2 separate regions of the Mus musculus genome follow, and region 2 is linked to region 1. Evidence: chromatin loops called from intact Hi-C (ENCODE). Cell type or tissue: left cerebral cortex. All regions are shown on one strand. Links, peaks and the distances in the headings refer to the core of each region. The heading gives the core; the rest is flanking DNA.

Region 1 (5,471 bases), core at 347-5,346:
ACTACACACCAGGACAGCCTCACTGCTGTTTCAAAATTCACTTCTTGGCTTGAGTCTCTTGTAACTAGGATGGCAAACATGCCTCATGAATTAAGAGAACAAACAAACAAACTAGTGAATAGCAGGAAGATGTTACAGTCTATCTCCCAAAGCGCTCACAAAATCAAACAAAAAGTGTTCTGGTTTGTCTTCTTGTCATATCACATAGGTGGCTGGAGGACGCTGTAAAACAAATAACTTACATGACACAAAATCGGCCAAAGGGGCACGAGGCTGAAGTGACCGATAAGATGGAATCTTTGTGCCTTGCTAAGCTCTGGACAGACCCAAGAAGGCTCTCTGGCTTCCGCTCGCAGCCAGTGCCTCCAGAGCGTGGGAAGAGGGCTCACCTGGAACACCGTCAGGAGTGCTTGCGGAAAGTTGTCAAAGGTGCTTCGCTTGGTTTGAGTCTCGTCAAAATTAAACTTCCCACCAAACAACTGCATCCCCAGCAAGGAGAAGATGATGATGAAGAGGAAGAGGAGTAACAGCAGAGAGGCGATGGACTTCATGGAGTTTAACAAGGATGCCACCAAGTTGCTCAGGGAGGTCCAGTGCCTAAGAGTCAAGAGAAGGGGGGTAAGGCCAGGGTCCTGTGAGGGAGGGGACAGCCGAGCAAACGCCAGCGCACCCACGCCTTTACCTGGTCACTTTGAAGATTCTCAGGAGGCGCACACACCGGAACACGGAGACCCCCAGGGGAGACATGAGCTCCAGTTCCACCAGGATGGTTTCGGTGATGCCCCCACACACCACAAAGCAATCGAAGCGGTTGAAGAGGGAGACAAAGTAAGCCTGGAGGCCCAGGCTGTACATCTTCACCAGCATCTCACAGGTGAACAGAGCCAAGAGGACTTTGTTTGCGATGTCTGGAAAGGCAAGGGGCCGGTGTATTTTGAGTCTCCCTCTGGCTCTCCGTCTTCCTTCACCTTCCCTTTATCAGTGCCCACGGCAGATGTAGATGGCCTTATCCTGTCTCCTTGCTGCACCAGCAACGGGGAACATCCTTGTTGTTGGGCACACCCCAGCTATGAGTCTGTACAAGTATTCTGCTTTTTTTTCCTACAACTCAATTTCACCGACTATAAAATGGTAGAAGTGCTCACTATGTGAATTTCTGGACTTCTCACCACTAAACTCTTTGAAGATTTTGCATTAAGATCATACTATGCTTTTTTAACACTCCTATCTCCATACATACTTCCTCATACACAAAGACAAAATAAATAAATAGATAAACAATTGAAACCAACATTGATGAGTAACCTCTTATAGCACCCTAGGGTCAGGTTTTAGTTTTTATTTATTTTTGCTACCTGTATGGGGGACTGTGTATGTGTGTATGATGAACACATGCATGTAGGGGTGACCATATGCTGGCGCCAGATAAGATGTTGCATGTTCTGCTGTATCCATCTCTGCCATATTCCCCCGAGATACCCTCTCCCTGAACCCAAGCTAGTCCTAGTGATCCTCTCTACCCCAAGGAGCTGGGGTTCCAGACATACATTGCCAGGCCTAGCTTTTCACACGGGTGTTCTGCGGACCTGAAGTCAGCCCTTCATGCTTACACAGCAGTTACTCTGCTTACCCAGTCATCTCCAAAGTTCCAAAGTGTGTGTGTGTGTGTGTGTGTGTGTGCACGTGTGTGTGTGTAACAAAAAATGATGTCCCACAGGCTGAGAGTAGCAGAAGCGAATATACAGAAGGACAGCTCAAGAATTCTAAACTGTCCGGTCTAGAACGGGCTCTTTTGGAGATGGCCTCTATGTACCCCTGTTCTAGTCACTTAAAGTAGCAGAATCAAAATTACTGACCAAATATACTAAAGTGAGGGTAACTCTTCCAATATGGCAGGGAGAAGTGCCTCTCAATTCCAAAATTCCTTGGTCCTGGGCTATCTCAAGTTTGGGGCCTAAGTTAGCGGACACTGCATGGTGTGAGCTGTACATCTGTCCCAGGGCTTGCTTGAGTCTGAATGGTTCTTTACCATCTCAGTTAGTCCTACTAACTTATTCTACCACAGCTGGATACTGACCAGCAGTTAGCAGTTAGCTACTGACAAGCATCTCAAATTCAGAACAGAAGAACACCTTCCGGCCATACCTTGAATCTGTGTCAGCCAGTCTGGCTGATTGTAATGCTCAGAGGAAATAGTTAAAGTGTTGAGAAACACCAGGACAATCACCAGCCAGTAAAACGTGACAGACTTCACGGCAGCCCTGCACCTCCTGCGATTGAACCGGTTCCAGCGACGCCATCGACGGCTGAAAAACAAGCAAACGTTGCTCCCTAGACCATGGGTGAGTATGGCATCTCAGAGGCCGACCAACTTTACTGAGTAATAAAGGCTGACTCTATAGCGTAGGCAGGAAAGACAGGACCCAGCAGCACAGAAGTGAAGAAGAGGCCCCATGATGTAAACTGCTGGTCTGAACATATAGCTCTAAAAAGTATAATTGTGAAGGAATCGTGCTCTCACTTCCCCTCCGCTGGCTATAAATAACTGCAGGGTCTGACATATGCAGCCTGCAAGTGGGTTAGAGAACCCAGACATCCACAGACTCACGAGCAGATTCAAGGCTGCACCGGTACACACACGAAGCTCTTGTAGGCACCGTGTAGCTTGTGATCTGTGGAGGTCGGTGGGGCAGGACCACTCAGCTTAGTATATGTGTCTTGTGTAGCAGCTTAGTCGTTACAGAGAAACGATTTGACAGAGAAAAACAGTCCGTGGCCATAGCTTTCTGTTTAGGGAAGCCTTTAATCCTTTCTCAGGTCTCTGCCGTTCCTCTGGCGCCTCGTAGGTGTCAAAGCTGAGTGGGACATGTGTCTTCGTGCTGAGTCACCAGGTGCCCTTCCTAACTAGCAATGCTCAAAATATACCTTTAGGAGAACATCCAATATTGAGTCGTGTTTTCATAAAAATAAAATGAGCAGAACCAAACAGACATGTGACATGTCCCCGCCCACCTTCCCGTCTCTGTTTGTAATTAGAGGAAGACATTTTCTCCCTCTGCCTGTCTCCTTGTGGAAAACATTCTCCATCTCCTTGCCACAAGAGGACAGTTACGGACCACAGACCTAGAATCCAGGAACGAACCAGCCAGGCTGCAAAGTCCCTTTTCTCCTGGCCTTGCTTGCCTCAGTGTCTGGGAGGAGGGCACTTCCTCTAGGTATGACTTAGGAGGAAAATCTAAGCTGCCTCAATGTAGCCCCAGCTGGCTACATTGTAGCCCCGGCTGACTTGGCTGTGTTGCTATGTCAAACACATAGAACCCAGGAAGGCTGCAAAGGACAGGCTTTGAGTAGATCTGGATCCAGCAAGTTGTGCCTTGTTTTTATTCTGCTCTGCAGTTTTCAATGGGACAAATGGCACAGATAACTCTACTGAGGACTCTTAATAGCTCACAGCTGAGTTTCCTGGGATACATGATCCCATACACATAAGTAAGGTGGTCCCAAAATGCTATGCTTGGTGGGTCTACCTTGTACAGCAGTGATAAGCTACATGTGACTTCAACATCGAAGACCTCAGTGCTGTATCCCCTGGAAATGTGTAACACCACCAGCCTGACTCTCCTGGGCTCGATTATGTGTGGGTGGTATGAAAGTCTGCACTCCTGAACACTGGCTATGTAGGTGTCTGGTGCCGGTAACTGGAGATGCATATGGTACAGTTCCAGGGTTGGTGGCCTTGACAGGCATGAAGGGTGGTGGACAAATGACAACTGCAAAATTTACACCAAGTCTAGTCCCAGCTTTAAGAGAAGGGCTGGACCTCAATGATTAAGAGATTTCCTGAGGCAATTGAAAGTCTTCACGGAGGACACTCCAGGCCAAAGACCCTGGAGACGAAGGCACCAAGGCAAGACACCTATGAGGACAGGTCAGTCCAGAATGGCTACAGAGCAGGGGAGGAGTCCAGAGGAATGTTAAAGGCTGAGGCAGGGGATGAGAGGCAGATGCTAAACTAGGAAACAGGGCTGTGGTCTTTTGTAACAGAGACCCACAAAACAACTCTGTACTGGCTAGTTTTGTGTCAACTTGACACAGCTGGAGTTATCACAGAGAAAGGAGCTTCAGTTGAGGAAATGCCTCCATGAGATCCAACTGTAAGGCATTTTCTCAATTAGTGATCAAGGGCGAAAGGCCCCTTGTGGGTGGGACCATCTCTGGGCTGGTAGTCTTGGTTCTATGAGAGAGCAGGCTGAGCAAGCCAGGGGAAGCAAGCCAGTAAAGAACATCCCTCCATGGCCTCTGCATCAGCTCCTGCTTTCTGACCTGCTTGAGTTCCAGTCCTGACTTCCTTGGTGATGAACAGCAGTATGGAAGTGTAAGCCGAATAAACCCTTTCCTCCCCAACTTGCTTCTTGGTCATGATGTTTGTGCAGGAATAGAAACCCTGACTAAGACAAACTCATTAAGTTTTATTCAGACTCAGGTTGAGATAAAATTACTTGCAGCAGGTTTATTCTTTTTGAGGTCTATGCTTAGTCGGAATACAGACCACTTCCATCAGTCATGTGAGTCCATTCATGCCCCATCCCCAGCTCAGGACTACTGGTCTGTCTTCTCTGCTCACTGCTGTTTACTAACCAGAATCATCATATGTGTCATTTCGAGGCTTCATTTTCCTCACCCCAAAATGTTTTTGAGATTCATCAGTATTGCTAACATTATCAGTAATTAAAAAACAAAACAAAACAACCTAATGTTGTGTGTGTGCATGTGCACATATGTGTGTCTTGTGTAGGGTGCACATGCACATGGAAGTTGGGGACAGCTTGGTTGAGTTGCTTCTCCTCCATCTTTATGTGGGTTCTGGCGCTAGAACTCAGGTCGCTTGGCTTGCACAGCAAGCACCTTTCCCACTAAGCCCTCTTAGTGGCCCTCTCAGTAACACTCCCTTCTCCCTGTCACTGAGAAGTACTGTACCACATGGATAAATCACAACTGATCTGCTCACTGTACCATTTGATGGACATTGGGTTATTTCTACTTTAAAATAATTATGAATAAACCCACTACAAACACATATACTTTTAGTGTAAGTTTCTTTCTCTTACATAGATACCGTATAATTAGAATTGCTAGGTCATATCATTACTGTAGCTTTATAAGCGACTACTAAAGGCTTTTTCAAAATGATTGTGTCATATAACATGCCTGCCAGCACTGCCCAAAACACCCAGCAATGTCCTCCTCATTTCTTTGCTTATATACCATGCAGCTTTCTTCTTGTGAACTGTGTGCTGGAACCTTCTTTCCACTTTTATAGGGCTGTTTGCCATTAATACTGTCTCTCTACATATTATTTTCTTCACATATTAGATCACATATTAGATTACATATTAGATCTAGCCTTTTATCAAATATGACTTGCAAATATTTTGATCAGGTCTGTGGCTTATTCTTTTGATTTTATAATA
Region 2 (5,471 bases), core at 301-5,300, 330 kb after region 1:
GTGAGCTGCCATGTAGATCCTGTCAATCAAACCCCAGTCCTCTGGAACAGCAGCGAATGTTCTTAATCACTGAGTCATCTCCCCAGACCCCCAAAGGAAATTTCTTTACATTACTCAATATCAAAGTTTGCTTACAATAAATGTCACAGAAACTAAGTTTAAACAAATTGATTCAACTATATATCATTTAAAACTTGTAAAATACCATTTTTAATAAGATGAAATTCTCATAACATAAAACTTGCCATTTTAACCATTATAAAATGTGTGATTCAGTACAGTCATAGGATTTTGCAACAAACACCACTGCCCAATTGCAGAATATTTCTTCCCCACCAGATGTAGTGGCACATGCCTGCAGTTCCAGCAGTTGAGAGCTGAAGGCAAGAAAATTGGGAAATCAAGGCCAGCTTTGACTATACTACAAGTTAGAAGCCAATCTGGGATATAAGGGACTTTGCCTCATAGATATGCCTATTCTGAATACCTCGTGTGTGTGTGTGTGTGTGTGTGTGTGTGTGTGTGTGTGTGTGTGTGTGTGTGTATGTATGTATACTATATAGCCTTTTCTGTTTGGCATCTTAGCATGATGCAGTCAAAATTCACCCACTGCCCACTGCAATGTCATGTATCAGAGCTTCGTTTCTTTTAGTGTTTGCATAATCAAATTACATAGATCTAGCATGTTTTCTTTATCTGTACATCAAAGGATAAACATATGGGTCATGTCCTCCCTTTGGCTGTTGGGAATAAAGCTTCTATTTAAGTATCTGTGTACAAGTATGTGTGCGAAGGTATGTTTTCAATTTTCTTGCACATGCCAGGAAATGGGATTTCTATGTTATATGGTAATTTCTATGTTATATGGTAATTTTAACATCCTGAAGAACTGCCAGATTATTTTCCAAAATGGCTACAACATTTTGGGTCGCAATGTATGAGGCTCCAATTTCTCCACATCTTTGTCAGCCCTTACAGTCTGATGCTATCATTATTGTTATTATTGCTGTTATTATAGCCATCCTAGTAGGTGTGAGAATGGTATCTCACCATGATTTATTTCCCCAGTGAGAATTACATATGGTCAAAAATATTAGCTGCTATGATTTTATATATAAATTATATTACACCATAAAATGTAAATGTGTATATTAAATAAAATATCTATTTATATATTACAAATGAGTTTTATCACTTTTAAAATACAGCTTGTAATTGTCCTCTCCATCCTCTCTTACCTGTAGAAGAGTAGGCTCTCTACAAGCAAATGAGCGAATGATAGTTTAAGATAAACAGCCATGTGAAGTGTCTGAAGGTTAGAGAGGGAAACTAGAAATGTTAGAGAAGCTAAAGGCAAAAATAAGTTTCTCAGTCTGTGGTTAAACTCTGGCCACTTGTCAACTAGATCTACGTTTCCAAGAGCAAAGCAGTTCACGTCTTCAGGAATGTTTAACGCAATGTCTTCCTGATTGCGCCCTTCTCTGCTGGGAAGGCAATACAATATTGTCCAAAAGAAACGAGGATTAAGAAACCTGAGTCTGGGCTCTGATTTCACCACTAACTCTGTAACCCTGGAGATCTGCTACTTCCCTGCCCTTGGTATTCTAACAGAGGGAAGGACAGAGCAGGAGAGGGAGGGAGGAAACAGGAGAGAAAGAGACAGAGCGGAGAAGGAAGGAAAGAGGAGAGAGCAGGAGGAGGGAGGGAGGGAGGAAGGGAGGGAGGGAGGGAGGGAACAGCGGGCAGGGAGAGAGAAGGCAAGTGCGGTCAGTCAGATGATTAGGGACTGCACGCTGAAATCTCTTTGCAGCTCTTCCCAGCCAGCGTTTGTATCTGTGCTTGCTAACCTTGTTCATAGCAAACTCCTGTCACATCGGCTTCAGTGAGCAAAGAATAATGCCCCAAATAACCTCCTCTCCTCCTGCAATCTCTGCCCAAGAATTGGCATCCATACATCTGGAGGAGAGGAAGTTTCTATGCCAAGCTCACAGATGGGGATGCATGTTGACTCCCCAAGGACCTCAGGGAAGATGTGCAGAGCAAATGTCCCTTGGAAATCACGACATGAGCCCATAGGTCGGAGGAGCTGTGTTGTTAGAAGATGCAAATAGAAGGCTGCTACCATTCCACACAGTGTACAGTCAGCCAGTGTACATCAAGCAGAGACGAACCAATTGACTAGGAACACAACAGGGCACAAAATGAAGCCCTTGTACTCATAAGGTCTGCAGGCAAGTGGGGAAGGATTTCAATAAAACAAACATGTGTGCAAATGTGTATACATGTAGATGCATTATGTACACATATGTGTGTGTACCTGTGTATGCATCTATATGTGTGTGTGTGTGTGTGTGTGTGTGTGTGTGTGAAAACAGTTAAAGGAACAGAAAGTTGTATTGAGAATATGGAAGAAAAGTTGAAAGCAAGTTGCAATTATGAACAGTGCATGTCAGGTACAGATATAGCTCATTTGACCATGTTACCTAGCATGCCCAAAGCCCTGAGTTCAGTTTTCCTGTATCTCATAAACTAGGTATGTGATATACACCTGTAACTCTAGCACACGGGAGGTGAAGTCAGGAGGATCAGAGGTTCAAGGTCATTCTTGGGCATGTAGCAACTTAGAGACCAGTCTGGAATACATAAGACACTGACTCTAATTAATCAGTGAGAGTGGAGTTGCACTTGATTAACTAAGTCACATATAAACAAAGAACTGAACAACAGGGACAAGAGGCATGTGGAGAAGAGCACTCTAAGCAGGACAGTAAGTGCAGACTGTGAGGTGTGTCTCTGAGATGAGTGAGGAGGTCACTGGGGCTGACTCAGGTCATCAAGGCAGAGACTAGCGGGATGGGTCTGACGGCGTGAGAGCAAAGCGTTGCTCGCAGGATGGACAATGTGTGCGCTTTGGCTTTTATTCTGAGCAATGTGGTGATCTACTGAATGATTCTTAGCAAAGAACGCCATGACTTAACTTGTCTTAAAACAATCTCTAAAGCTAAGTATGTCCATAGAGGTGGTGGCAGAAACTCCCGTCAGCTGTTTATACATTACCCAATGGGCTAGGGAGACGGTTCGATGGATAAGCACGCTGGCTATGGAGACAAGAAAATCTGAATTTGAATCCCTAGCACCCACATAAAAGCTGGCACAGCCATGCCTGTAACTCTAGCACGGGGGCGGGGAGGAGGAAGGGTGGGCAGAGACCGACAGGCTGATCCTGGGAACTCACTGGCCAGCCAGAGTAGCTGAAACAGCAAGCCTTCCTTAGGTTCAGTGAGAGACTTTGTCTCAAAAAATAACCTGGTTGGCCATAGAGTAAGACACCTGAATCCTTCTCCAGCCTGTCTAAATACACACACACACACACACACACACACACACACACACACACACCTTTATATACACTACATCCACACAACACACATGAAAACAGATAGGCTTCCCTAAGCACAAAAAGCATCAAGGAACAAAATGAGGAACTAGGTTCTGAGTGCATTTTGGAAGAAGAGCCAGCAGAATGTGACATAGATGCAATGCAGGGAGTGGGGGTGTGAGGAAGTGAGGCATGGCTGCTAAGTTTCTGAGCCGAGCAACTAGAGAAGCAGCTGTGGGTGGAAGACATTGGAGGCAGGGGGTGACCCCCAAGGTCAGTTCTGGGCATGCTGACTGTGCAGTGCATGTTGGGAAACAGAGAGGAGATGAACAAAAAGTTCTGGAAGTAGAGGGAAAGTCCTTGCTAGGGGTATAAATTTAGGAGTTGATGACGTCATTTCCTGGCTAAGCTCAAGTGTAGGAGTTAATGGCAATGTACAGCATTTAAATCTACAAGCCTGGGGGTGCCTGGGGAGTGCTGGGGAAAAGAGATCCCTCAGCTGAGGGGTAAAGGCTCCCCAACATTAAGAGGATCAGAAGAGAAGGAGGAGGCATGGAAAAAACTGAGAGCTGTACCCCAAGACAGGAGGCATAGGAAAGAGAGGGTGCTCAGAAAGGCAGAAGAAGGAAGTGGGGGCTGTCCCTGATAAAGATGGGAGCTCAAGGTCGTGTGCATAGTGCTGTCATTACAGAGATGTCAGGGGTGGGCAGATGCAAGCAGGTGGCAGTGGATCGATGGCTTCGGGAGCTAGGGCTGAGCACTGGAGTAACACGCAGTGAATCTGGCATATCCTTTGGAGATTAGGAAAATATTCTGGGATTAGAAATTGCTGATGTATCCACAGATTTATGAATGAATGAATGAAAAACCTAGCTGGATGTGGTGGTTCGTCCCTATGAGCCCAACACTCAGGAGGACCATAAAGTTAAGGCTAGCCTGGGCTACAGAAAGAAACCTGTCTCAAAAAAGAAAAAGAAAAAATACTAAGTTGCACGCTTTAGAAAAGTGAGTCTCATGGGACATAAATTAGACCTCTTTTTTAATATGCAAAACAGTGAAGCCTCTGGCTTGACCATGGGATGTAGCTATGTGGATAGCAATGGCAAGAGCTGCTAGTGGTCACTAGCTTGATGAGAAGGAGGGGAGGAGAATGGTGACCTCAGAGCACAGATGTTAACATAACAGCTGGGGTGTAACAACACACGCCTGCTATGCTGAAATGTGTTCCCGGAGGCTTGCAAAAAAGGAGCTCATATCAAACTCACTATTTTGAGACTGGTAAATAAGGGGAGGAAATTATCTTGAGGTTGATAGAGAGATAGAGGAGAGCCATTGGAGAGAGAAAACTTCAGCAAAGAAAACAGTACAAGACAGCCCAGAGATGGGACAAAAGGAGACCTTTGGGAAAGGGGAATTTTCTGGACCAATGCTCTAGTGTGAGCATCAGACAGCTCCCTCAAGCACAGCCAACAGTATGATCTCCCAACAATATTATGCCAGAGAAAGGGATTTCTTAGCAGAGAAAACCTGTCACCTAGTTTGCTACATTCAAGGGATGCCAAGACTCATATGAACCTGCAGTACTTCCCGTGCCTAGGGACTCAGCCTTGAAAAGATTGCTTTCTCTGGGCCATGATTACTCTTTACCAATAACATCTCCACTTCACCTAAAATAATCTACCACAAGGGCCTTTCTGTGATCTTGAAAAACTATGTTTAGCTTTTTAAAGAGGAAATAATACTGAAATCAAAGTCCATAACCCCATTGCCCAGACACCGTTTCTCTTCTCAATAGACATAGTGTAATAAGTAGAAACCTCCCCTACCATGCAGTTTTATTCTCTATAGATAACCACAGCTCTTTATCTTTGAAGCAAAAAAAAAAAAATACACCTCTTATAAATAGTTGAATTAAAATTTATACACAAAGCCAGGATGCTCCAATTCTCTACCTTGCCCCTTACTGTTTCCTATCTTGGCAGTCCTCGCCAGCCCATTTATTTGAATGGTCACGGTGCACTTTTAAAAAGTGCTTTGAACTTTATCGTATCTAAGTCTCATCAAAATACAGTGAGAAAAGAATATCTCTATT

What was found. Hi-C counts contacts between places; a loop is a spot of excess contacts. Peaks named below come from ENCODE experiments on the same cell type or tissue, not always from the same donor. Only the 100,000 strongest peaks of a DNase experiment are listed, where the experiment ranks them.
Region 2: it touches region 1 in a loop (6-fold over the local background); 35 of 42 quality-filtered maps call a loop at or near these places.

What each region holds. Positions count from the first base shown.
Region 1 is chr14:30,122,637-30,128,107 of GRCm38, forward strand. Cacna1d (calcium channel, voltage-dependent, L type, alpha 1D subunit) reads right to left here. Exons shown (of 47, transcript NM_001083616.2): 12 at 2,146-2,306; 13 at 683-908; 14 at 390-597. Among named protein-coding and RNA genes, the nearest start is that of Gm52106, 52 kb to the left of the region's middle. In left cerebral cortex, for the core only: no CTCF peak of the experiment used is centred there; DNase peaks (open chromatin) are centred at 2,556, 2,899 and 3,600; H3K27ac peaks cover 2,293 bases.
Region 2 is chr14:30,454,465-30,459,935 of GRCm38, forward strand. 4831407H17Rik (RIKEN cDNA 4831407H17 gene) reads left to right here and starts at 3,572. Exons shown (of 4, transcript NR_131095.1): 1 at 3,572-3,652. It also overlaps a transcript of Cacna1d not described here. In left cerebral cortex, for the core only: no CTCF peak of the experiment used is centred there; DNase peaks (open chromatin) are centred at 3,157, 3,619, 3,752 and 5,014; H3K27ac peaks cover 2,240 bases.